Linked DNA regions of Homo sapiens: region 1 is linked to region 2. The links are chromatin loops, found by intact Hi-C in ENCODE. Cell type or tissue: natural killer cell. All regions are shown on one strand. Links, peaks and the distances in the headings refer to the core of each region. The heading gives the core; the rest is flanking DNA. Region 1 has its middle 240 kb from the start of KDM5D. Region 2 holds the start of KDM5D (lysine demethylase 5D).

Region 1 (12,735 bases), core at 2,800-10,799, 240 kb after region 2:
TTCATTCAGCAGCAGGAGACTGATGTGTGGATGATTTGGGGTGCCGATATTAGATTGGTCTAAAAACTTAATGACCATGAAGACATTAGTGCAGTTCTTTGCAGAGCTGCTCATTCATGGATGGATTACAGATCAAACATTTGGTGCCCTATAAATGTTACTAATTCGCAAAATTGTTTTCCTTTTTTTTTTCAAAACCATGTTGCTCTGGATTGTGGATGTTATCATGTTATTGGTAGTAGGTAGAACAAGACAATTTGAATTTCAATTTAGGGAGCTGTATGTATCAAGAATGTTCAGTTTAAGATGTGTGTCAGGCTAACATGCACTAAGACAAATTAAGACACTTGGTGCTCAGTTGTCCATTAAGAACTAGAAATGTAAACATTGATAGGCAAATACAAAGACAGAAAGTGTAACTGTATTTGAGAAAAAATATGGGATTTTGTTTAATTTAATACTGGGCAGAAATTTTGTGAGATGTTGCTAGGGACCAAAGCCCATTTAAAGGTGTGAAGGTGGTTCCATGAATATCTGTCTATCCATGCTTAAGGACACAAGCTGAATGGGAAAACCTCTTCAATGCATAATGAAGGCTTTTCTGATGAGAGAGAACAACACTGTGAAGGAAGCATGGGTTACACAACCACATTCATGCACATAACATTTTTGTTCACAGTGAAATAGTGCATCTTTTTCAGAAACAGAAACAGGAAACAGAGGGCAAAGTGACGTACCTGAATGTGGATGGCCCTCAATTCTTCAAATTTATTCTGGTTATTGTTTCTTTCATTATGGAGCAGAAAAGAGGGTATGTGTTGAGCATGAAGCAAGATTTCTAAGAGATTTTGAGTTATTGACTTTGAATGGATGGATGATGATGGAAAAAGGGAGGAATATCTTTCCACTTTCTGAACCTGAGTAGTGGATGTTGCATATTTTGTGGTTCTGTTGTCTCAAGTGATGCAGGGTCTGGTGGCCTGGGAAAGACAAAGCCAAAAAAAAAATGCTTTCATTTTTGTATACTTCCCCCCCAACCCCTCTGGAGAACCATCAGGAAGGCCTGTGTAGGGTGGATTAGCATAAGCCCCCACCAACCCAGACATGCATGTAAATTCTGCCCTGCTTCAAGGATTTTTCACTACCCCAGCATAGCAGGATTTAAGCTGGCAAGACTGCTGTTGGGTGGAGCCCATGTTGGCTGCTGGCTGGGCCTCAATGCCACCAGAACCCCAGGATCACCAGGACTTTCCTCAGAAGGTCCAGGTAGCCCTGGGAATGCCATCCTGGAGGTTTTGAAAAACATGGGAGGGGCAAGGGCTTTTGTGCGTTTACGCCTGAGGTGTGGTATCTCATACAATAGCCCCTTCTTCACCCCTGTTCCCCACCTCCCACCAGCCCCAGGCCTGAAGGAGCTCAGAAGTCCCTTTTGTTGTTGTTGTTTGCAATGGAGTCTCACTCTGTTGCCCAGGCTGGAGTGCAGTGGCCCAATCTTGGCTCACTGCATCCTCCACAACCTGTGTTCAAGCGATTCTCCTGCCTCAGCCTCCGAAGTAGCTGGGATTGCAGGCACCTGCCATGATGCCCAGCTGATACTTGTATTTTTAGTAGAGAGGGGGTTTTGCCATGTTGGCTAGGCTAGTCTTGAACTCCTCACCTCAGGTGATTCCCCCCACTTCAGCCTCCCAAAGTGCTGGGATTATAGGCTTAAGCCACCGTGCCTGCCCAAAAGGTCCTTTATTAGGCCTCAGTGCAATTCTCATGTGTGCATGAGTGCGTTGAGGACCACACATGGGGCAGGTGAGCTCTTTTCTCTGCAAGAGGGGACCCTCCTGCATCAGGGCTTCTTGTGCCTGCTGTTATGTCTCAGCCCTGCTAGGGATCTAGTCAGAATGGCAGGAGGCCAAGTTTGGCTACCACTCATACTGACTTTTTTCTTCAGTGTTTTTGGCCAGAATTCCCGATTCCCTCTGGAAAGTCTGTTCTTTGCTGAGGCACAGGTAGCTGAGCCATGAGAAGACGTTCTGGTCAGAGTGACTGGCCTCTTTTGTCAGTCCCTGAGGTGGACAAATTGCCCTGGTCTACAGCTATCTAGACTGCTTTTGGCAGTTGTCCCCAGTACATTCTGCCAAGGGATTGTATGAATTTTTGTCGAGTGAGAGTCGTTGTGGGTTTTAATAATCGAGCTGTTCTCCCTTGGTTATTTTTTAGCACCCTGTCACCCCAACCAGCATCGCCTGCTCACTCCTGGCGATTAGATTCGGCGGCAAGTCTGTCCGAAGATCTTTAACCTAGCAGAAAACATAACTAGTGATCTCAAAGATGATGGGGGGGAATGATTAATGTACATCGACACAGGGCAGATAGAGCTTTTAGGTCGTACTTGTCATATTGATTTGCATGGATACAGAGTTTTGCTAATGTTGAAAACCTGAAGCTAAACTATATTTTCATTGTTTATGTGCAACTAGAGGAACTGCTAGGTAAAGAGTTTCAGATCAGGGCTCCAGATTGGGGTGCCAGGAGCAGGGCATGTGAGATCACCAAGAGATTCAGAGGCCTCCACTTTATTTTATTTATTTATTTATTTATTTATTTATTTATTTATTTATTTATTTATTTATTATTTTGAGACAGAGTCTCGCTCTGTTGCCAGGCTGGAGTGCAGTGGTGCCATCTTGGCATACTACAACCTCCGCCTCCCGGGTGCAAGCAATTTTCCTGCCTGTATCCTGAGTAGCTGGGGCTACAGGCTCGCACCACCACACCCAACCAATTTTTCTATTTTTAGTAGAGACGGGGTTTCACCGTGTTGGCCAGGATGGTCTGGATCTCTTGACCTCGTAATCCACGAGCCTCGGCTTCCCAAAGTGTTGGGATTACAGGTGTGATCCACCGCGTCCGGCCCCGGGGTCACAACTTCGAGGTGTTGTTTGTCCTTGTGATTTCAGAATGTGGGGAGGAGTACCATTTTAGGTGGGGGAAGGTTATGAAAAGGCACTATTGCTTTGAAGAAAGGAGGGTCTTTTAATGCTAATAGTAACTGCCACAGGGGTAGATTTATAGGGCCAGTAGGGGTCGCTCCGTACCATTTCTGGCACCTTCCTCCAACACCAATTTCTGTTCTTCAGAGCTCTAGCTATCATGACAGGAATACAATAGACTTTTATCGCAAGAGTTTTTTACTTTTTACTTTTTATTTTTTTTAGGCAGCCTCCTTCTGCCTTGCTCCCTCTCCTTCCCCCTTCCGGAAGCTATAGACACTTCCGAGAGAGCGCGAACTTGCGGTGCACTTTGCATGCGCGCCGCGGGTAGGACTGGACGGTCGGATTTGTAGGCAATTCTGACACCGAGCTCCCGGGCTCGGTTGGTAGAAGATCGCTTTGGGAATCCTCCTACTCTACGAGGACCAAGTAAGACTGGGTGTGTTAGGGGAAGTCAGCAACTTGAGTTCTGTCTCGCAGTGCCTGGGCGGAACGTCCCCTCTCCTGAGGTGTTGGGATGCTATGAGAGGGGTTGAGAGGGAAGGCCCACCCCACCCAGATCTCGGTGCGGGGTGAGGTCGGAACTATGTCAGATTATCGAGGCTAGAAAGTCTTTAAAAGTCACTTGCGGAGGGCTGGCCCGCAGACCAGGGCTGCCGGGCCACGACGGCGTGCTCGGCTGGCAAAACGAGTTGACATCATCCCTCTGTCCCTCCTGCCGCTAACTGCTGGGTCGCACAGCGGAGCCATTTCGCACATCTGGAGTTTTGGGGTTAGGAGAAGCAAGCGGTCCAAGGCTGGAAAACCAATAGAGGTGGCCGAGGATCTGGTGCCCCCTGCGCGGCCTCACGGAGCCGAGCTGGCGGTAACCCTGGGCATTGGAGCGTCCATGAGAACTAGAAACTGGGAATAGTGTGGGAACAAACATCGGAACGGGAACCGATGTTTGCCACTCCTAAGCTTCAGTGGTTTTTGATTTCTAGGGCGAACTTCTGGGGAGAGGAAAAGATAAAACAGTTTGCTTCGTTAATTGGCTTTTTGTGGCAGCGCGAGAGTTGTAGGGCACAGTACCTGGCTTGCAAGCCACTCCCATTAGTCTCTTCATTCACCTGCTTCCCTTCCCCCTCTCTGGTAGTTTTGCTTCAGCCCTGTGACTAGTGTAAAAGTACTTTTTGAAGACATTAGCCCAAGGCAGATAGATTTGTTCACTACGTGGCAAAACTAGAGCGTCAAAGCCTAGTTTCTAACAATGAGTTGGAGACCTGAGAGTAGCCAACCTACCTTTTTTTTTTCTCTCTCTTCCTATTCTGGGCTCCTGGAGGAAGGGAAAGTGGGGTCTTCTGGGAACTAATGACCTCACACCAGGGAGGTCAATTTCATAGTAGAGAGTGGGATATAGGAAAAAAGTATGAAATTTTAAAACGTGCTAAAAGATTACTGCAGGTAAGAGAAACTGGGTTCAAGGCTTCTTGTGAATTTAGTTTCTAGGACTGAAATGGTATCTTTTTACTGTTATTTAGGGAGGAGTATTAGGGAAGTCTTCCAAATTTCCTCAAGGATACGGCGTGAGAAAATAATGATTTCAAGTGGAAAAATTAGACCAGCAATTGCCTTCTCTGTGCACTTCTACGTTTGAGCTTGAGTTTTGTCCTTACGGATAAGTTATTTAGGGCCCTCCAGCCTCAGTAAGTTTTTCATTTGTTAAGATTGAACAGTCATCCATCTTTAGGACCAAAGAACACTAGGGACATTATTGTCCTAAGGATAAATCGTGCCTTAGCTAACCAGTCATATTCTGTGGATTGCGCCTTCATTTCTTGCTGCTACTATTCCCTCTGACAGTGATATGCCAGTGTCCTGGGACTGACCAGTTAATACTCTCCACTGAGGTTATTTCTCTGGGTTTGCCTCTTTCCCTTTATGTCAGTTCTTTGTAATTTAAATGAGTACATATTGAAAGGACTGAATCTTTTTTTTCCCCACTAAATAGGATCATTTTATGGTTTAGACATTGGTTCTAAAGCTCTTAACCCTTAGCACTATGCTCTTTGGCAAGTGTTTTTTTTTTCTTTTTTTTTTTTTTTAGACGAGAGTCTTGCTTTGTCACCCAGGCTGGAGTGCAGTGGCATGATCTTGGCTCACTGTAACCTCTGCCTCCCAGGTTCAAGCGATTCTCTTGCCTCAGCCTCCCAACTAGCTTGGATTATAGGCGCCCACCACCAAGGCCAGCTAATTTTTGTAGTTTTAGTAGAGACAGGGTTTTATCATGTTGGCCAGGCTGGTCTCAAACTTCCGACCATAGGTGATCTGCCTGCCTCAGCCTCCCGAAGTGCTGGGATTACAGGCATGAGCCACCATGCCTGGCTGGCAAGTTTTTCATCATTGTTTTGGGGAAGGGAACAGGAGCTGCTAGAGGAAGGAGACCTGGTTGGAACAGGTGAGACAGAAGTGGCCTGCTGGAGAAGCGGAAGTGCGGGATACATTTGATAAGGATTAAATCTGGATGTTATGAGGGCTCAGTGTGGTGTTCTGCAAAGTCGGCCAGGGATCACTGTTTTATGTTTTGTATTTTTTAAAAAGTTTCTAGCATGAGTAGAAAATCAGATCTGTATCTTTTGAAAATTACCTGATAACTGAGGGCAGAGTATCATGAAAAAAACTGGTTTATCTTGGGAATGGAAGCTGTAACCAGACACGTTACATCTGCGCAGCTTTGAGCCACCAGACAAGTGAGAGTGGCTTCTTTCCTCCAAAAAAATACTTTTGTTTTCTTTTTGGTCAGTAGAAGTACTCCTAAATGCTATTTTTCCTTACCCACTTGAAGACATTTCTCCAGCATGACACTCTTCTGTGGACTGTTTTTCCCACCCTTACTGGTTTTCTACCCTTTATTTATTTATTTGTTTGTTTGTTTGTTTATTTATTTATTTGTTTATTTTGAGATGGAGTCTCGCTCTGTCGCCCAGGCCAGAATGCAGTCTACCATTTATTTTGCTCAGAGTCACAGTGAAACACAGTCAGGGTGTGCTTATTAAATGCTGTATAAAATGCTGTCAATAGAAGAAAAAATTACAAAGGTTAGAGGATATAGATTCATGGGTTTTTGACAGGAAATGCCTTGGCACTTGTCATGTGATAACATGACACTTGTCTAGGATTTACATTATTTGTACACTACATTTCATTTTTTTTTTTTTTAGAAGAAGTAGGCCTAGAGCTATTCAAGTTTGCATTTGTACAGAACTGCTAAATGGGAGTTTCAAAGCATTTAACAAGGCATTTAACAAGGTTTCTAGACAACCAAGTTTTAATCAGACCCAAAGCTGGAACATACATTTTGACTTGCCCAGCTCCACCACTGCCTCTGTTGTTGAAGAAAACAAAAAGACTTGAAAATAATTTCCTGTGCTTGTACTCCCCACCTTCACCCCTTCTCTGAGGGCACTCAGCTAAAGCTGAAGTATATTTTGATATAGGCAAGGCCCAGGCTGTATACTTTGAAAATAATTGTAGTTGGGTAAATACTGTTTATAAAACAAAGTGGGTGCAGTGACTCATACCTGTAATCCCAGCTCTTTGGGAGGCCAAGATGGGTGGATCACTTGAGGTCAAGAGTTTGAGACCAGCCTGGCCAAAATGGTGAAACCCCATCTGTACTAAAAATACAAAACTTGGTTGGGCGTGGTGGCACACAACTGTAATCTCAGCTACTGGGGAGGCTGAGACAGGAGAATTGCTTGAATCTGGGAGGCAGAGGTTGCAGTGAGCTGAGATTGTGCCATTGCACTCCATCCTGGGTGACAACAGTGGAACTCCGTCTCAAAAAGAAAGAAACAAAAAACAAAACAAAACAAAACAAAAAAACAAAACAACAACAAAAAACAAAACAACAACAGCAACAAAAACAAGGTGCTAAGATGGGAGGTAAACTGGCCTGGTAAATTTAATTGTTAAGAACAATGTCAATTATATGTAAAAGATATTCATTAGACAGAGACCAAAGATTTGTTTCTTGGGCAGTTGTATTTCTAGTGAAAGTTTATGATACAAGGTAATGCCTTCGGTAAACCATATAATGAGCCTCATGTAAGTATTTAGTTAAAGCATATTTAAGGACTCACTAGTCTTGTAATTTGCTCTAATAATGATGCTATGGGAATGAAGTTAATCAAATATCATAAAGGAGACATTGAGGTGGGCAATTTACAAAACAAAGAGACCACTATGGTGTGGGCTATAGGACAGATCAGGACTTTGTGACATGTACAGACTTACTGCCAAAACCTCAACGTGTCCAGGGTAGATCAGCTCCTGCTTTTGCCGAGTGTAGCAATCAGTCCTAGAGGTTTGAACAAACTTGATTTCTAGTTGAGGAAATGGGCTATAGGAATCATGCTTTCTTTTTAACCCAAGGAGAAAATTCTGGGAGAGGGCTGATAAACTGCACAGAAATCTATAAGAAATGGCAGCATTCTTTTGCTTATGATGTCTCTGGTGAAGCTGACCCGTATGGGACTTGTTTTGAACTGCCATTAAGGTTTGATCTGTAGCTGTATCTCTAGTCTGGTTTGACTTTGGTAAGGGGAATGTCAAGGCCATTTACATCAATCACAAATTTGTAAATAGTGTAAACGCTATTGGCAAGGATTAGCACAGTGTCTCTAGTCGTCTTTCCTCAGCACTTATAAAGCCCACAGGATGTAAACCCACAGAGGAAGTGCAGAGGTGGCTGCTAGTTTCTGGCCAGAGTGTCTTCTACTGAGAAAGCTCAACCGAACTTCCTTACTTAACTAAACAAATCTTTCTGACATCCCAGGATTGGGATGAGGTGCAGGATGGTTTGTATGTTGTGGTTTAGGGAACTTGTTAGGCGGAGGTGATGGGAGAAGGCTTACAGGGTCATGCGTGTTTGTGTCTGGAGGAGTTTGGCTAGGATGTGTACACCTGGTTTCTCAGCTGCTTGTGACAGAATTTTTAAGATTTGAGAAAATAACTTTCAGTTGTAAGTAGTAAGCTTGCTGTAAGAATTATTAATTAAATTAAATAATTATTTAAAAATACATCAGTTATGTAATAATAATCCTGGAAATTGCAGAATACTCTGAAAGTCACTGTTTCCTTCTGAAATGGCCTTGTTATTTCAGATGACAAGTTAGCAACAGGAGTGTGCTGTGTTCCCTACACTTGCCACTGTTTACCAGGTTGGAAATGCAACATTGTAGGTTCCAGGACTCAAACAGGGTATATTTGGGAAGAAAGAATGCCAGCTGGCTTTTGACAATCTATTTCCCTTATAAGCCTTCCCCTTTTCAGAAATATTTTTGCCTTCAATTGTAGGATGCAAAAGTGTAGTCTTCAGGTCTGCCTACTGTACCATCCACTCTGTGACTTATTAAACTAGATGTTCATAGTCATAGGCCATTTCCAAGTTCCTGGCACCTCTCCAGGCACTTCATGGAGGCATCATGTTGGGAAGGAGATCAATTGGCAGTGGTGACTATTCAATGAATCCTTAAAATGCCCAAGTCACCAAAGCAGGCAATCAAGATGATCAGGAATGTAGGTCTGCCTTTTGGCTGGGTTGGGGCAAGCTTAGTGTAAAAATTTACTCCTTAGGAACTCTGGAGTTGATAGCTTTATAACCATAGAACCTGGGGTTCAGTGAATCATTCAGGGCTGACTTAATCTGTATCCTGCCCTTCTACATGACTTTGAATCTCTGGTGAATACCTGCAGGATGCTTGCATTTCTTTGTGTCCACTTCCATTCCCCCTCCCTCCCGTCTTCCTAAGTTTTAACATGGGCTTTTTCATATATTTAGGATACCTAATGGGGAGCACAGAAATGCTTCTGGAGTGATACCTGAACTCATTGCCAGTTCTATAAATTGGTCTCTTTTTATGACTTGTGCCATTTTCTGGAGAAATGTTGCTTCCATTTCACCTGCTTCAGTTTCATCTGGAGGAAAGGCTTAAAGATAAACAAGCCTGTAGTGTGAAAACGTTAGAGGCCTTTTCCTGTTTACAGCTGGGCTTGTACTATCAAGATTTGATTTGTGCTTTTGAGGAGGGACTTTGGTTGGCATTTTTCTGAACTAAATGCAAATTATAGAAAAAAATATTTTTAATGGTATGCAATGTATTAGTCACTTGCTATTGTGCTCCAAGGTAGGCCTCATTTGCACCAGCATCCTTACATCTGCTTGATGCTCTTTGGAGGCAATTCCATGTGTTGCAGTGTGTGTAGTTCTATGGAGCAAGGAGGAGTGACTGAACTCTGACCAACCAGAAAAGTAATTGTGGGTGGTTGGTACACTGAAGTTTTTCTAAGTCTTTCTTTTGTGTTTTTAGACTTCTAACATTAAGCAGCACCCATGGGGTTCCCATTGTTCCTTGCAAAGAAAATGGATTCCTACTTTGTGCTCTGGCCCTTATCCTGCTTTCTGTGGACTCTCAGACTTTGGATTAAGAGCAAGGAATCTCAGAACTCCTGAGTGAAGTTTCTTTATATTCCCTTTGTATACTCATAAATGCTGCTATTAGCTTTATGGTATAATTTGTTCCATTTTGTTGGATAGAGGAGCTTACTCTATCCAACAATAATAAGTACCTTATTATTATTATTGTTATTATTGTCACCCACGCTGGAGTCCATTAGTATGCTCATAGCTCACTACAGCCTCTAACACTTGGACAAATGATCCTCCCACCTCAGCCCCTAGAAGAGCTGGGACTACAGGTGCATACCACCACACGAGGCTAAGTGTTTTATTTTAATTTTTTGTAGATATAGGTCTTGCTTTGTTGCTCAGGCTGGTCTCAAACTCCTGGGCTAGAGTGATCCTCCTGTCTTGGCCTCCTACGGTGTTGGGATTATAGGCATGAGTTAAAATACCTAGCTCGAGTGCATTTTTTTCCTGTGATACTCTAGTGGAGGCAAGTGCTTTGACAGGCACTCAGGGTTTAAATAAATAGTTATTGTAGATCTGCCTATTCTAGATCTATCCCTCCCTATGCAAACCCCTCTCACCCATCACTTTGAGTGGGAACCAGCTCTGTAGGGACCAGATCAAGAATGTGCTTGGGGGAGAAGAAGTAATGCTAAGATACTGTAATGAAAGATACAGATTTCTTTTTTTGGGACCTCTTCTATTGAGGGACCCCAGCATTCAAATGCTTCTGCTGTCACATAGGCAAATGATTCCCTGATGGTTCAGCATGTGGCACAATGTGAAAGAAATGAGAGGAACACAAAAGCAGATGTAGTAGCTTGAGAGATTAATGGAAAAGGGAGTCCCTCACAGCAATAGTTGATCTGGGAGAGGCACCTGGTCCGAGACACTTTTGCATGAGGGGTTCTGTGGGGAAGCCTGGGTTTTCCCTATACGCTCCTTGCTGATTTGCAGGCTAGTTCCTTTTCTCCAGTACTTCCCAGGGTCTGCACTGCCCTCCTTTGCTTTATCCCCAGTGGTTGCTTACACCTCACTTGTATCTTTGTAGGGGAGGAAGGGCCAACCATGGGAAGCAAAACTTCAGTCAGTTTGGAAGGTTTCCTGAATGACTGTGGAGGCTGAGATGGGGGTGGGTTAAGGTGGAGGGATGGTATCTTCAGTGTCCATTTCCTAGTAAGCTCAGCAGTATTATCAATGAGGCTTTGGGTATACTGGAGTCTCCCTGTGGCATGTGGAATTGCACCATTGACCATGTAGTTTCTTTTCATCAAGATTCCAGTAGGGACAGAAGGTACAGGCATGGGAAAAATAAGTTGGATTGCCAAGGCCAATTGGTGTGTGGTAAGTGTTACGGAACTTTGGTCTACCAAGAGGAAGGGACATTTCTCCTTCTCTCTATATTGCTGCTGACAAGAGTCAAGTACTTGGCCACTGTATTTTCTACTCTAGATTTCCAGTTCTCTCCTCTTCTTTCCTTCGCTAAGACTCATTTTATTGTAACTGCTGAACTTGTGAGCATGTGTGTGTGTAGACAGGCAGGAGGGTGATGGCAGCAGATAGCAACAGTGGGTAGTATTTCCCTCTGCAGTGCTTCTTACACGAACCTGCTGGCAACCTTGAGGGCATTATTGGAGTCTCCTACCTGATACAGATTAATTTTATGCAAAATGATTTACATGAAAATGATTTTTGTTCTTAGCCTCTCCTTTTCTAGGAATGGACTCTTTGGTGCTTGCATGAAGAACCGAGAGACATTGATTTGTGTTATATGGGGTGGTTTCTGAGATGCCTTCCATTTTGTCTGTGCTACCTGAGAAGTGTAATTTATGGACTTTAATAAATCTCAACATTCAGTCTATACAGAGAAGACAGAGACAGCGGAAAACACCCTGGTGTTAATCGTGTCCTCAGTCCAACTTCCTATTTCTTTATTTCTTTGAGTAACTTTCTGGCTCTTTTCCATTGGGGCTGCAACGTTCTTACCAATAGTCGAGTATTTTCTGTTTTTTTATTTTATTTTATTTTATTTTATTTTATTTTATTTTATTTTATTTTATTTCTTTTATGTGCTTTAGATTTATTATTGTTATATATACAATATAATATAATATTTACCATTTTAAGTATACATTCTGTGGCATTAGGCACATCTAAATTGTTGTGCAATCATCACTGCTCTGCATCCTCAGAATTTCTTTATTTTTCCTAAGTGAAACTTTACATCCATTAAATGCTCTTTCCCCACTCATGTATGTCAACCACCATTCTAATTTGTGTCTACAAATTTCACTATTCTAGGTAACCTATGTAAGTTAAATACAGTATTTGTTGTTTTGCAAATGGTTTCATTCACTTGCATAATATCTTAAAGGTTCATTCATGCCATATATGTGTGTGTATATACATATACATATATATGCATATACACACATACAACATTTTGTTTATCCATTTATCCATCAGTGGACTTTTTTTCACTTAAAAACACTGTTTAAGTTTCTGCTTTCAATTCTTCTGTATTATACCAAAAAGTGGAATTGCTGGACCAGAATTGTAATTATATGTTGAATTTTTGGAAGAAGCACAGTATGGTTTTGCAAACTGACTGCATGATTTTACCTTGCTACCAGCAATTTAAAAGGGCCCCAGTTTTTCCACATCCTCCCCATACTTGTTATTTTGTTTCATTTTATTGTTTTGTTTTTGGTAGTAGCCATCCTGATGGGGTAAACCCTAATAGCCAGCTTAATGGTATCTCATTGTGGTTTTGATTTACATTTTTCCAAAGATTCGCGATGCTGAGCACCTTTTTATGTGCTTATTGATCGTTTCTGTACCCTTGTTGGATGACTGTTTATTGTTTATATCCTTTACCCATTTTTTTAGCTGGGTTGTTTTGGTGGTGGTGTTGAGCTGTTATTATACTTTATGTGTTCAGAATTTTAATCCTTCATCAGATATATAATTTGCTAATATTTTCTCCCATTCTGTCAATTGCTTTTTAATTTTCCTGCCAGTGTCCTTTTAACAATTTTTTGGGGGGTTTTAAGCTGTGGTGAAAACCCCATATATTTCCTATCTTAACCACTTTAAGTGTACAGTTCAGTAGAATTACTTACATTCATGTTGTGCAATCAATCTCCAAAATTCATCGTCCAAATCAGACACACTGTACTTACTGAACACCCCCACACATTTCTTCCTGAAGTGCCTGACAAACAATTCCTTTTTGTGTCTGAGTGTTGCTGCTTTAGATATCTCATATATGTGGAATCATGCAGTATTCATGACTAGCTTGTT
Region 2 (12,735 bases), core at 2,638-10,637:
AGCAGGAAAGATCCAAAATTCACACCCTAACATCACAATTAAAAGAACTAGAAAAGCAAGAGCAAACACATTCAAAAGCTAGCAGAAGGCAAGAAATAATTAAAATCAGAGCAGAACTGAAGGAAATAGAGACACAGAAAACCCTTCAAAAAATTAATGAATCCAGGAGCTGGTTTTTTGAAAGGATCAACAAAATTGATAGATCGCTAGCAAGACTAATAAAGAAGAAAAGAGAGAAGAATCAAATAGAGAGATTCTCTATTTGAGAATAGAGAGAAAAAAATAGAGAGAAGAAAAATAGAGAGAAAAAAATCTCAGGACCAGGTGGATTAATAGCTGAATTCTATCAGAGGTACCAAGAAGAGCTGGTGCCATTTCTACTGAAGCTATTTTTAAAAACTGGAAAAAAGGATCCCTTCCCTAACTCATTCTACAAAGTTAGCATCACCCTGATACCAAAATCAGGCAGAGACACAACCACCACCACCACCACCACCTCAGGCCTGTATCTTTGATGAACACCGATACAAAAATCCCAAACAAGATACTGAGAAACCAAATCCAGCAGCATGGCAAAAAACATATCCACCACAATCAAGTAGGGTTCAGGCCCAGAATGCAAGGTTGGTTAAACATATGGCAATCAATAAATGTGTTTCATTGCATAAACAGAACTAAAGATTAAAACTACATGATTATCTCAATAGATGCAGAAAAGACTTTTGATAAAATTCAATATCACTTCATGTTAAAAACTCTCAATAAACCAGTTACGGAAGGAATGTTGTAGGATTTATTAAAAAATTACTATAAGCAGATGGGAGGGAAAGGGGTCCTTCAGAAGTTTTTTTCTTTGAAAGCAGCTCCAGAAATGTTTCTTGTCTACCTGAATAGCCCCTGCTCAGAGAGCCGGGCAGCAAGCTATGATATGAAAATGCTGCCCATCAGAAACTGGGTCCACCCAAACATAACAATTCCTGCCCTTTTCTTCCTTGCCCCTACATGTGCCTGGCAAAATGACCACCCCCACATACCCTATGTGTGTAGAACATCATGGTGCCCTACATTTGCATATTAAAAGGCTAGGGTGGAAGGGCCAGACTTTTTCTGGGCTATGTAAATGGCAAGCCTGGTCAAACCAATCTCCTGAACCCTAAGCAAATCAGACACCACCTCCACCAGCTTTCCCATATAAGCAGCAACTTTTCTCTGCACACAGGATTTTCTCTTTGTTAGAATCCCTCTTCCCCAACTCCATATCTGTAAGGGTACCTGTTTGCTTCTTCCTTGCTTCTTTCTTATTAAAGTTTCCACTCCTTAAAACCACTCACGTGTGTCCGTGTCATTTTATTCAATTCAGTGCAAGAATAAGGATCCTAGTGCTACTCCACTTATCGGGGCCATATCTGGAACATACCTCAAAATAATGTAATGAAAGTCATGTATGAAAAACCCACTGCAAACATCATACTGAAAAGGCAAAAGCTGGAATCATTTTCCTTGAAAACTGGCACAAGACAAAGATGTCCTCTGACACTACTTGTATCCAATATAGTATTGAAAGTTCTGGGCAATCAGGCCAGAGAAAGGAATAAAAGATATTGAAATAGGAAGAGAGGAAATCAAATTATCCCTGTTTGCAACCAATATGATTCTATATGCACACAAATCCATCATCTCAGCCCCAAAGCTTTTTAAGCTGATAAACAACTTGAGCAAAATCTCACAATACAAAATCAATGTGCAAAAATCATTAGCGTTCTTATACACCATCAATAGTAAAGCCAAGAGCCAAGTCATGAACAAACTCTCATTCACCATAGCCACAAAAAGAATAAAACACCTAAAGTACAGCTAACCAGGGAAGTGAAAGACCTGTACAGGAAGAACTATTAATACAAATCACTACTCAAATAACTAAGAGATGACATAAACAAATGGAAAGTATTCCATGCTCACAGATAGGCGGAATCAATATCACTAAATGGCCACTCTGCCCAAAGCAATTTATAGATCCAATGCTATACCCATTAAATTACCATTAACATTCTTCACAGAACTAGAAAAATCTATTTTAAAATTCATGTGAAACCAAAAAAGAGACTGTACAGCCAAGGCAATTTTAAGCAACATAATCAAAACTAAATTCATCATGCTTCCCAACTTCAAACTACACTACAGAAGTACCGTAACCCAAACAGCATGGTACTGATAAAAGAACAGACACATAGACCAAAGGAATAGAATGGAAAACCCAGAAATATGACTACATGCTTACAAGTATCTGATTTTCAAGAAAATTTACAAAAGCAATGGTGAAAAGACTCTCTATTTAATAAATGGTGCTGTGAGAAACTGGCTAGCCATATAGAGAAAATTGAAACTGGACCTTTTTATTACTCCATATACAAAAATTAACTCAAGATGGATTAAAGACTTAAATGTAAAACCCAAAACTATAAAAACCCTAGAAGCAAATCTAGGCAAAACCATTCAGAACATAGGCAGGAGTAAAGACTTCTTGAAGAAGATGTCAAAAGCAATTGTGACAAAAGAAAAAATTAACAAATGACATCTAATTAAACTAAAGAGCTTCTGCACTAGCAAATAAACCATCAACAAATTAAATAGACAAAGTACAGAATGGGAAAAAATTGTAAACTATGCATCTGACAAAGGTCTAATATCTAGCATACACAAAGAACTTATACAAATTTACAAGGAAAAAACAAAGAACCTCATTAAAAAGTGGGCAAAGGACATGAACAGACAATTCTCAAGACATACACATGTAGACAACAAACATCTTAAAAAGCTCAACATCACTGATCCTTATAGAAATGCGCATCAAAACCACAATGAGATAGTATCCCAAACCTGTCAGAATACCTATTATTATAAAGTCAAAAAATAACAGATTCAGGTGAGGTTCTGGAGAAATAGAAATGCTTTTACACTGCTGGTGGGAATGTAAATTAGTTCAGCATTATGGAAGACAGTGTGGCAATTCCTCAAAGACCTAAAGATAGAATTATCATTCAACCCCACCAATCCCATTACTGGGTATATCCCAAAGGATTATAAATCATTCTGTTATAAAGATACATGCACATGTATGTTCACTGCAGGTATTCACAACAGCATATGTACATTCACTGCAGCTATTCACGAAAGCAAAGACAATGGAATCAGCCCAAATGCTCGTCAGTGATAGACTGGATAAAGAAAATGTGGTAAATATACACCATAGATTTCTATGCAGCCATAAAAAAAGACAAGATCATGTCTTTGCAGTAACACAGCTGGAGACCATTATCCTTAGCAAACAAACGCCAGAACCGAAAACCAAATACTGCATGTTCTCATTTATAAGTGGGTGAGTGGAGCACAGGAGGAGGGAGAGAAGCAAGAAATATAACTAATGGATATTAGGCTTAATACCTGGGTGATGAAATAATCTGTACAACGAACCCTATCACACAGGCTTACTTATAAAACAAACCATCATATAGTGCACATGAACCTCTGAACTTAAAAGTTAAAAAATATATGTATTACAATAAATGAAGTTAGCAAGGTGCCAGAACACAAGATCAACATACAAAAATTAATCATATTTCTGTGTATCACTAACAAACCCTTAATAGGGGAAATCTTTTAAAAATTTGATTCATAGTAGCAGAAATAGAATAAGATAATCTGAAGTAAATTAATTTCAAATATATATAATACATACTAAATACTAATATACAAAAAATACCAAAAACTATAAAACTTTGTTGCAGGAAACCAAAGAAGACCTAAATAAATTGAAATACATGCTTTGTCCATGTATAGGAAACTTAGATGGAAATATTTCCTAAATTTGTCTGTAGATTCAACATTTCTGTCTCAGTCCCAGCTTGCTTGTCTGTTGAAACCCCAGCTTGTTTCTCTGTAGAAACAGGCAAGGTAATAAAAATACAAGAAACAAATAATAGCCAAACAGTCTCGAAAAAAACAAGAAGAAAGTTGGGATTACTCACTTTTCCCAATTCAAACCTTCCACAAACTACAGCAATAAAAACAATATGGCATTAGAATATATACATACATATAAATATGGAACGAAATTGAGAGTCCAAGAATAAACCCATACATTTATGGCCAACGGAATGTTATCAAGAGTGCCAAGAACAATTAATGAAGCAATAATAATGTTTCCAACAAATTCTGGGACAACTAGATGGCAACACGCAAAAATATTGAGTTGGATCATTACTTCACAGTGTTTACACAAGTTAACTCAAAATGTATCAAAGACTTTAATGTAGAAGCTAATACTATAAAGGTCCTAGAATAGAGGAGAAGAGTACATCCTTGTGATTTTGGGTTAGACAAAATCCCCTCAGAGGCAACACTGAAAGTACAAGTGACAATAGAAAAAAGCAAACTGGATAAAGATCAAATTAAAAATCTTTCTGTTCAAAGTTTACTATTAGGAAAGAGAAAAGCCAGCTTACAGAATTATTTTTTATAAAAATCAAATATTTGATAAAAGAATCAGATAAGATTACAACTAAACAAAAAAAGACAAACCAATGTGAAAAGAGCCAAAAATTTTGAATAGACATTTCTCCAGAGAAGGTATATAAAGCATATGAACAAGCCAACAACCTTACGAAAAGATGCTCAACACTACTGTATCATTAGTAATTCAAGAAGTCCAACTCAAAACTCTATGAGATCTCATACACATTGTAATGGTCAAATCAGTAAGTCATGTAATTATAGTATTGGTGAGGACATGAAGAAACTAGAACGGTATTCCACTTTAGATGGAAATTAAATGATGAAGATGCTTTGGAAAAGAAAAGTTTAAACCTAAAGTTCCCATATAACCCACTAATTCTACTTGTAGGTGTATACACACGAGAAATGACACTAAGCATGCACACAAAAACCGGTACACAAATGCTAATAGCAACATTATAATAGCTAAAAGTAGAAATTGAAATATCTATTTACTAATGAATTCATAAAATATAAAGCTGTATTATAATGAATTATCTTGAACAGAGAAAAAAGATCTCATCATTTGAAATAATACAGGCTCTATAACTAATTTTATGAAATAGAACTCTATAACTCTAACTTTATGAAACAGAAAAAGTATGTAGATAAAACTAGGAAAAAGAAAGCAGAAAATTAAGTAACAACTTTTGAAACAGGAATATATATGTAATGTAGTATAATAAACTCATGAAGCCGATAATCTAGATGAAATGGATAAATTGTTAAAAAAAAAAACGGAAATGCCAAGAATCGTACAATACGAAACAATTGTCAAACTATCAAACTTTAAGGCACTTCTGGCAGTGCCCTTCCAAATAAAATCTACCATTTGATTTTTAAAACTTACCTTTTGCGTATTTTTCAAAAATATATGGAGAACAAAAAGATACTACAGTAGTGAACTGATTAAAAAAAAACAGAATAGCAATGTAGGGGGATTTTTGCTTAACGGGTGTAAAATATTGTAAATAAAATTATAGGAAATAAAGTGTAACATCTTGTTTTGAAATAAAACATCGCAATAAAGTATAATTTCCCTTAAAAACAGCATGATATTTCCACATCAAAAAACGGATCATTAGCAGTGTGTTTCTTTTGATTTATGGTACGTGTGTTTAGCGATGTTGAAGGTTTACTGTAATCTGTCCAGGTCTTTGTGATCATTTTAAAATTTAGGGTGCTCCTAGGTAATTTTTAAGGGATGTTTATCATGTGCAGTAAAGGTTTTATTCAAAAACATTTAGCACTTCTTTTCCCCGTCCTAAAGTCCAAGCTCGAGTTGGTAAAAAATCCAACGACAAATGTGCCCACTTGAAGTGCACTGTTAATGCAACAGTTTACAAGAACATAAATACATTGTACCGGCATCCTGCCTCCTAAACGTCTTGTGACAGGAACGTTCTCGAGCTGAGAACCCAGTGAGTCTTCAGAGAATGTTAGTAAACACTTTCACATGAACGGATATCGCCGGCGGTTTGTCCTGGCAGGAAAAAAAAAAGGTGCGTTTCTACGGACATTTCCGCAAAGGAGGAATTTTCTCCGAGAAATCCTTCGTTGATCAGCACCACAGCCTTTTACGGTCCTTCCCTGCAATACGCAGGCGTAACTTGCGCAGTGGTCCCATTTTAAAAAAGATCCGGCCATACTATTTTTATCTTGCTTTTTCGTTCTGTCGCAGTACTGTTTAATATGAGTCCAGCGACGGCTCTGTGACTGTTTTCCTCTGGTAAAATCGCTCTTGCGTCCTCAGCGTTTATCTCAGGTGCGGAAGGTCTCACAGGTTTGGAAATAGCGCCGGAAAAATCGATCCGCGGAGTGAGACGGCTCGTACCACACTGCAGGGCCCGGAGGTCAAGATGGTGGCTGTAAAACTAGGATCCCTGACGATTGGTAAGCAGCTACGGGATTAAAGTAACCTTGAAATTCTCAAGAAAATGAAATTTTCATAGGCCTTTTAGTAGGAGGAACCAGCGCGTCATTAAAGACAATGTGATTCTTATTTTACAGCTTAGCATTAAGGCCCGACATGGAACCGGGGTGTGACGAGTTCCTGCCGCCACCGGAGTGCCCGGTTTTTGAGCCTAGCTGGGCTGAATTCCAAGACCCGCTTGGCTACATTGCGAAAATAAGGCCCATAGCAGAGAAGTCTGGCATCTGCAAAATCCGCCCACCCGCGGTAAGTCTTTGAAACAAAATTTGGGAATGGGTAGCCTTTGGTTTGAACGTTGGGGCAGTTTACCACTTGGCGAGGCGTTATTTACACTCATGACCAGAAACCCTTAGCACCAAATTTCTCATTTAACTTTTCTGACCCGAACAAGCTGGCATCAGAATATTAGTATCAGATCGCCACATTCCACGGGGTTCTAAACATCTGACTGCTGTAGGGACAAAAATATAAGATTCAAATATTTCTACGTTCTGCTGTTATTAAATATAGTTTAGGCATACACAAGCTTTTATTACATTTAACCGCAAAAAAATAGCTTACTCAGAAGTACTTGATCTATGACAGAAGCAAGTTATATAAGCTTGTGTGTTAACCACTTGGACTGGTGTTTTCTTTCTTTGATATGACCTTAGATGTATGTAGCAAATATAGCAAATAATGGGAGTGATGTGGCATCCTTTGCCATCAATTAAATTTATTATTAAACGTAGACCATTTTGGGTTGCTATACTGAAAACTACTAAATGAACCTCGTAGAAGTTTGACTGAATTAAGAATGTAAACTGAAATAAGCCTGGGCTGTCGTCGTGAACAACTAACACAATATTCAGAGAAGTCAAAAAGTTTTCGCAGAGCATACAGCTTTTTTCTCATATATTGAACCAGGCTGCAACGTTATTTTTATGTGGATGTTCGCACTTCTCAGCATTTGCAATTAAACTTTTTCGTACTGCTGGGAGTGGGAAGAGATAATGGCTTAGGTTTTAAAAAGTGAAACAATTTTTTATCTGCATTACATTTATCTTCATTTTAGTAAGGACTCATAACCCAAATAGCATAGTGTTTGTTCAGATGTGCGTCATTCCTTGGAAGTCGAGTCGCTTTCTAGCCTTGGGATTATAGAGGTTTTTTTTTTTTTTTTCGTCTGTTACGAAGGACACATATCAAGGAGAGTTTTGGATTTGCAGGGTTTTTCCTTTTTTTTTTTTTTTTGCAGTTAATCTTGATTATGAAGAAGGAATCATTTGAGGCCCTTGTGTACAAAAATGGTTACCAGAAGACTTTAAAAGAGTGGGAACAAATGATTGTGGTTTTCACTATCTTCATCCTTTACTGTGCCATAGTTACCAGGTCCTTACACTTTCTTCTAGGATTGGCAGCCTCCTTTTGCAGTAGAAGTTGACAATTTCAGATTTACTCCTCGCGTCCAAAGGCTAAATGAACTGGAGGTAAGATTGGGAGGCACACTTTTTTTAAAGGAATCTGATCTTTAATCTTGCCGTTGTAGTTTCATAATAATGTAGAACTTAAGTTTTGAAATCTAATGTATTGAATTTGAACCCGAACTCCACCATTTTCCAGAATACTGATTTTGGAGAAAGTCTTCTATAAAATACATAATTTATGTCCACAAAAATGGTAGAACACAAAGGCTTTAAATATCTGAGGAAGAATGATGCATTGTTTCGCTGTTCAATAGTTTCAGGTTAGAACTATCAAAATGACAGTACCTTTCCCATTTTGTCTTCTCGTACTCACATATTTAATGAATGAATTTTTTTTTTTGAAACAGAGTCTCACCCTGTCTACCAGGCTGGAGTGCAGTGGCGGGATCTCGCCTCACTGCAACCTCCACCTTCCAGGTTCAAGGGATTCTCTTGCCTCAGCCTCTCAAGTAGCTGGGATTACAGGTGCACACCAGCAGGCTCAGCTAATTTTTGTATTTTTAGTAGAGATGGAGTTTCACCGATTTGGTCATGCTGGTCTCCAACTCCAAACGTTAGGTGATCAGCCTGCCTTGGCCTCCTAAAGTGCTGGGGTTACCGGCGTAAGCCCCTGCACCCAGTGTGACTAAATTTTTTTTAGTTCTTTAACAGAAGCAGAGTTCAGACAAGAAATAGGATCTTTTAAATATCCAGCAACAGAGTGATGGTATTACATATGTTCTGCTTTAATAAAATGTCAGAGGCAAACTTGCTCTTTAAAGCAGTCAACTCAGTCTTCACAGTTTAGTATTCAATATAGAAAGTATATGAATGATTTGTCATTTTCTTTTACTCTTAGGATTTTGACTATGATCAGTAGCTAGAAGCTGTGTATGAGTTAGAGTAAGAAAGCAGTGATTCAGAAACTGGTTTTGTGTCCAGCTCTTTTACATGAACTAGAAAAATATTTTAATTCTTTGAATTATATATCAGTACATTCTAAATGAGTGTCTTGATGATATTGAGTCTAAATACTGTTGGAGCCTACATATTTTTGGTCAAGCCACCTTTAAGTCCAAGAATAATTCCTTAAATTTAGACATGATGTTGATCCTAAGACGGCACATTCTTAGCTCTTTATAGATTAAAGACTCAGCTTATTTGAGCTTTTTGTGGACCCCGCTGGTGAGATAAGACAGTGAAGCTGGGGCTCCGGCACGTTGGTGGAGAAGTGTAGATAGCATAGAATAATACTTGTTCATTTACTGCATACTCGATGAAGTCAGGTTAAGGAGTATGCCAATCTTATAAGGCCCTCTCTTTCCCAGGCCCAAACTAGAGTGAAATTGAACTATTTGGATCAGATTGCAAAATTCTGGGAAATTCAAGGCTCCTCTTTAAAGATTCCCAATGTGGAGCGGAAGATCTTGGACCTCTACAGCCTTAGTAAGGTAAGAGTAGTCTACTTTCTAAAGGAAAAACAAAAAGCCTTGCCTCAAGGATCTTCTGTGGTAGAAACAATAGGCAGGAAAGGAAAGAACACAGAGCCTGGCAGCGTTTCTTGACGTAATCTTTGAGTCTTGCAATGATTGGTGTTGGGGGAAGGGCACAGCCCCCCATATTCAAGTCTCATTGTTGTGTTGGTAGCCCTTTCCAGTCTGTTCACAGTTCATCCATATTGTTTCTTATACTTTCAGATTGTGATTGAGGAAGGTGGCTATGAAGCCATCTGCAAGGATCGTCGGTGGGCTCGAGTTGCCCAGCGTCTCCACTACCCACCAGGCAAAAACATTGGCTCCCTGCTACGATCACATTACGAACGCATTATTTACCCCTATGAAATGTTTCAGTCTGGAGCCAACCATGTGGTGAGGGCCCTTAAACTGGTTTGTGGCCTGATGTGATTTTGTTTTCTTTTGTATTTTTTCTTTGGATTGGACTTTTCTCTTGAGTAGTCAGGGTCTATAGATTCTAAATCTCTAGAGTGAAGATGTTCCAGGAATTGGCCCTAGAAAATACTTTGCAGCCTCTTTATGTGGCATAGTTTTATTCCTGCTATACATAAGTAAGAACTAGAGTAACCTTTCTATCTTATGAGGTTGATGTTTACTAAGATCTTTTTATGGAGAAGATCTTAAACTAGAAGTTAGAGGAAACCATTTCCTATTTTAAGTATCTTACATGAAAAAGATAATCTTTTTTTTTGAAATGGAGTGTTGCTGTGTTGCCCAGGCTGGAGTGCAGTGGCAGGATCTTGGCTCACTACAAGCTCCTCCCGGGTTCACGCCATTCTTCTGCTTCAGCCTCCCAAGTAGCTGGGACTACAGGGGCCTGCCACCACGCCTGGCTAATTTTTTTGTGTTTTTAGTAGAGACATGGTTTCACCATGTTAGCTAGGATGGTCTTGATCTCCTAACCTTGTGATCTGCCTGCCTCGGCCTCCCAAAGTGCTGGGATTACAGACGGGAGCCACCATGCCTGGCTGAAAAAGATAATGGTGTTCCTAAGCTTTCATGAGGCTGGTTCACTTGAAGATAGTTTAGGTTAAAAGCTTGGTGTGACTTGGGTTTAACTCAGGGTGTGGAAACTGATTTAGCAGGGTAATTTTACATAATAAGTTAATTGTTTTTGTTTGTTTGTTTGTTTGTTTTGTTTTTGAGGCAGCTTATCACTCTGGCCAGGCGGCCTCCACCTCCTGGATTGAAGTGATTCTCCTGCCTCAGCCTCCTGAGTAGCTGGGGCTACAGGCGCGTGACTATGCCCACTCATTTTTGTATTTTTCGTAGAGATGGGGTTTCACCATGTTGGCCAGGATAGTCTCGATCCTTTGACCTCGTGATCTACCTGACTCAGCCTTCCAAAGTGTTGGGATTACAGGCATGAGCCACCACGACTGGCCAGTTTTTAGGTTTTATTATCCGTAAAACTTTAAAATATTTTATAAAAACTGTGTATTTATGTTTATAAACATGTTTCACTTAGCGTACATAATTCTAAAGATTCAGTATTTTTGTTTTGTTTTGTTTTTTGAGACAGTCTCACTCTGTCACCCAGGCTCTACTAACTTTTGTATTTTACCGAGACAGGGTTTCACCATTTGGCCAGAATGGTCTTGATCTCTTGACCCCATGATCCACCTGCCTCGACCTCCCAAAGTTCTGGAATTATAGGCTTAAGCCACCACACCCAGATTGAGTATTTTTATTACTTGTTTTTCATCCAGGAAATTGAAGCACAAAGAGAGAAGTTCAGTATGTTTGCTGAAAGCACACAGAGAATAAGAGTAAAAACCCAGATTGATATCAATACAGTCCAAAGACCATGTTCTTTCATATTCTGTGATGCTCATTCATAAGCAGAGGCACGAAAATTGTCAGGATATGTGCTCTATCCAAAGAACAAGAGGAGTGGACCTGTGTAATTTAGAAAGAACTACAGCTTTATTTGCTAGAGTTGTAAATGAAGGAATCACTTATTACAAATATGACTCAATTTCTGATTCTATATATTTTTTTCTCTCTAGCAATGTAACACACACCCGTTTGACAATGAGGTAAAAGATAAGGAATACAAGCCCCACAGCATCCCCCTTAGACAGTCTGTGCAGCCTTCAAAGTTCAGCAGCTACAGTCGACGGGCAAAAAGGCTACAGCCTGATGTGAGTGACTGTTACTCCTGTTATTCTTCCTATAGCTGAGAAGGTTCATCTAGACCTTGATATTGGGGAAAATTCATTGCTGAATGCATTGTTTTACATATGTCTGGTTCAGGATAAAATTAATTGAAATGAATTATTAATTATTTTGTTCATAGGTCTGGTTTATAATATTTTGTCTTTGTAGTTTTGCTTTTATAAATTTTAAAACATATTGCTATTGTTTTAAGTGATGGGGTCTTGCTGTGTTGCTAGGCTATTCTCGAACTCCTAGGCTTAAGTGATTCTCCCTCTACAGCCTTTGGAGTAGCTGGGGTTACAGAGGTTAGCCATCATGCCCGGTTATAAGGTATTGTTAATTTCTGTGAATCTTGGAACGATTTTTGCAAAGCACACTGTACAAATCAGTTATTGTTAACTGTTTGTTCTATTCTATGGTCTTCCATGTGATGGTCAGTAGGTGTGACCACAGAGACTCAGGAAAGCAAAGTTTATTATTATCACAGGCCTTAGAGAGGTAGTCACTATATGCTACACAGTGCTAGAGAGGAAAACCTATCTTGGATATGCAGAAGAAGCAGGAATAAGAAAAGCACCTAGGCCATAGCCTATATTGGGTTTACCAAGGGAAAGGCAAGACAGAGCAGGATAAGAAGTATGGGATTGGCTAGTTTGAATAATTTTGGCAGGCTCTAGGCTACAGCAGTATTCCCTAGTTGCCTGACCCTAGAATTAAAGCAGAGGAACTTTGCCTCATGAATTGTATGGGCTGAATAGATAAGGATTAGCTTTGGATTTGTCAGTGAACATATTAAAGACACATTAAAGTCATACTCCTGGGTGAGCCATTTGGTATTTGTAGGAGTAGCTAACCCTGGGAGGACAATCTGTCATAACCAGAAAGATTTAAGATGTTAAAACATCATAATATTCAGAAAATGAAAATACAAACAATATATTTTTAATAACTTTTATATAAGTGTGTTTTCACTGCTCCATATGCAACATTTTCATAAGATTTGGATGTTTTTATTTCTGAAATACCTTAAATAAGGCAATGCTGTGTTATCTTTAGGTGTTTTCTGGATAATTCTAACAATATTTAAATTTTGAGATATTGTAATATTAGAAATTAGACCAAAGTGAGAAAT

Evidence for each region. A loop is a pair of places that touch in the nucleus more often than their neighbours do. Peaks named below come from ENCODE experiments on the same cell type or tissue, not always from the same donor. Only the 100,000 strongest peaks of a DNase experiment are listed, where the experiment ranks them.
Region 1: a loop joins it to region 2, with 3 times the contacts of the local background. A loop is called at or near these places in 4 of 110 quality-filtered maps.

What each region holds. Positions count from the first base shown.
Region 1 is chrY:19,493,710-19,506,444 of GRCh38, reverse strand. It overlaps the pseudogene BCORP1. Among named protein-coding and RNA genes, the nearest start is that of KDM5D, 240 kb to the left of the region's middle. In natural killer cell, for the core only: no CTCF peak of the experiment used is centred there; DNase peaks (open chromatin) are centred at 3,084, 4,094 and 7,694; H3K4me3 peaks cover 1,181 bases; H3K27ac peaks cover 2,178 bases.
Region 2 is chrY:19,738,380-19,751,114 of GRCh38, reverse strand. It overlaps KDM5D (lysine demethylase 5D), which reads left to right and starts at 6,389. Exons shown (of 27, transcript NM_004653.5): 1 at 6,389-6,444; 2 at 6,562-6,730; 3 at 7,876-7,953; 4 at 9,258-9,380; 5 at 9,627-9,797; 6 at 11,453-11,587. The coding sequence starts at 6,581. KDM5D-DT (KDM5D divergent transcript) reads right to left here and starts at 6,330. Exons shown (of 3, transcript XR_938630.4): 1 at 5,402-6,330. In natural killer cell, for the core only: no CTCF peak of the experiment used is centred there; a DNase peak (open chromatin) is centred at 6,294; H3K4me3 peaks cover 2,098 bases; H3K27ac peaks cover 1,383 bases.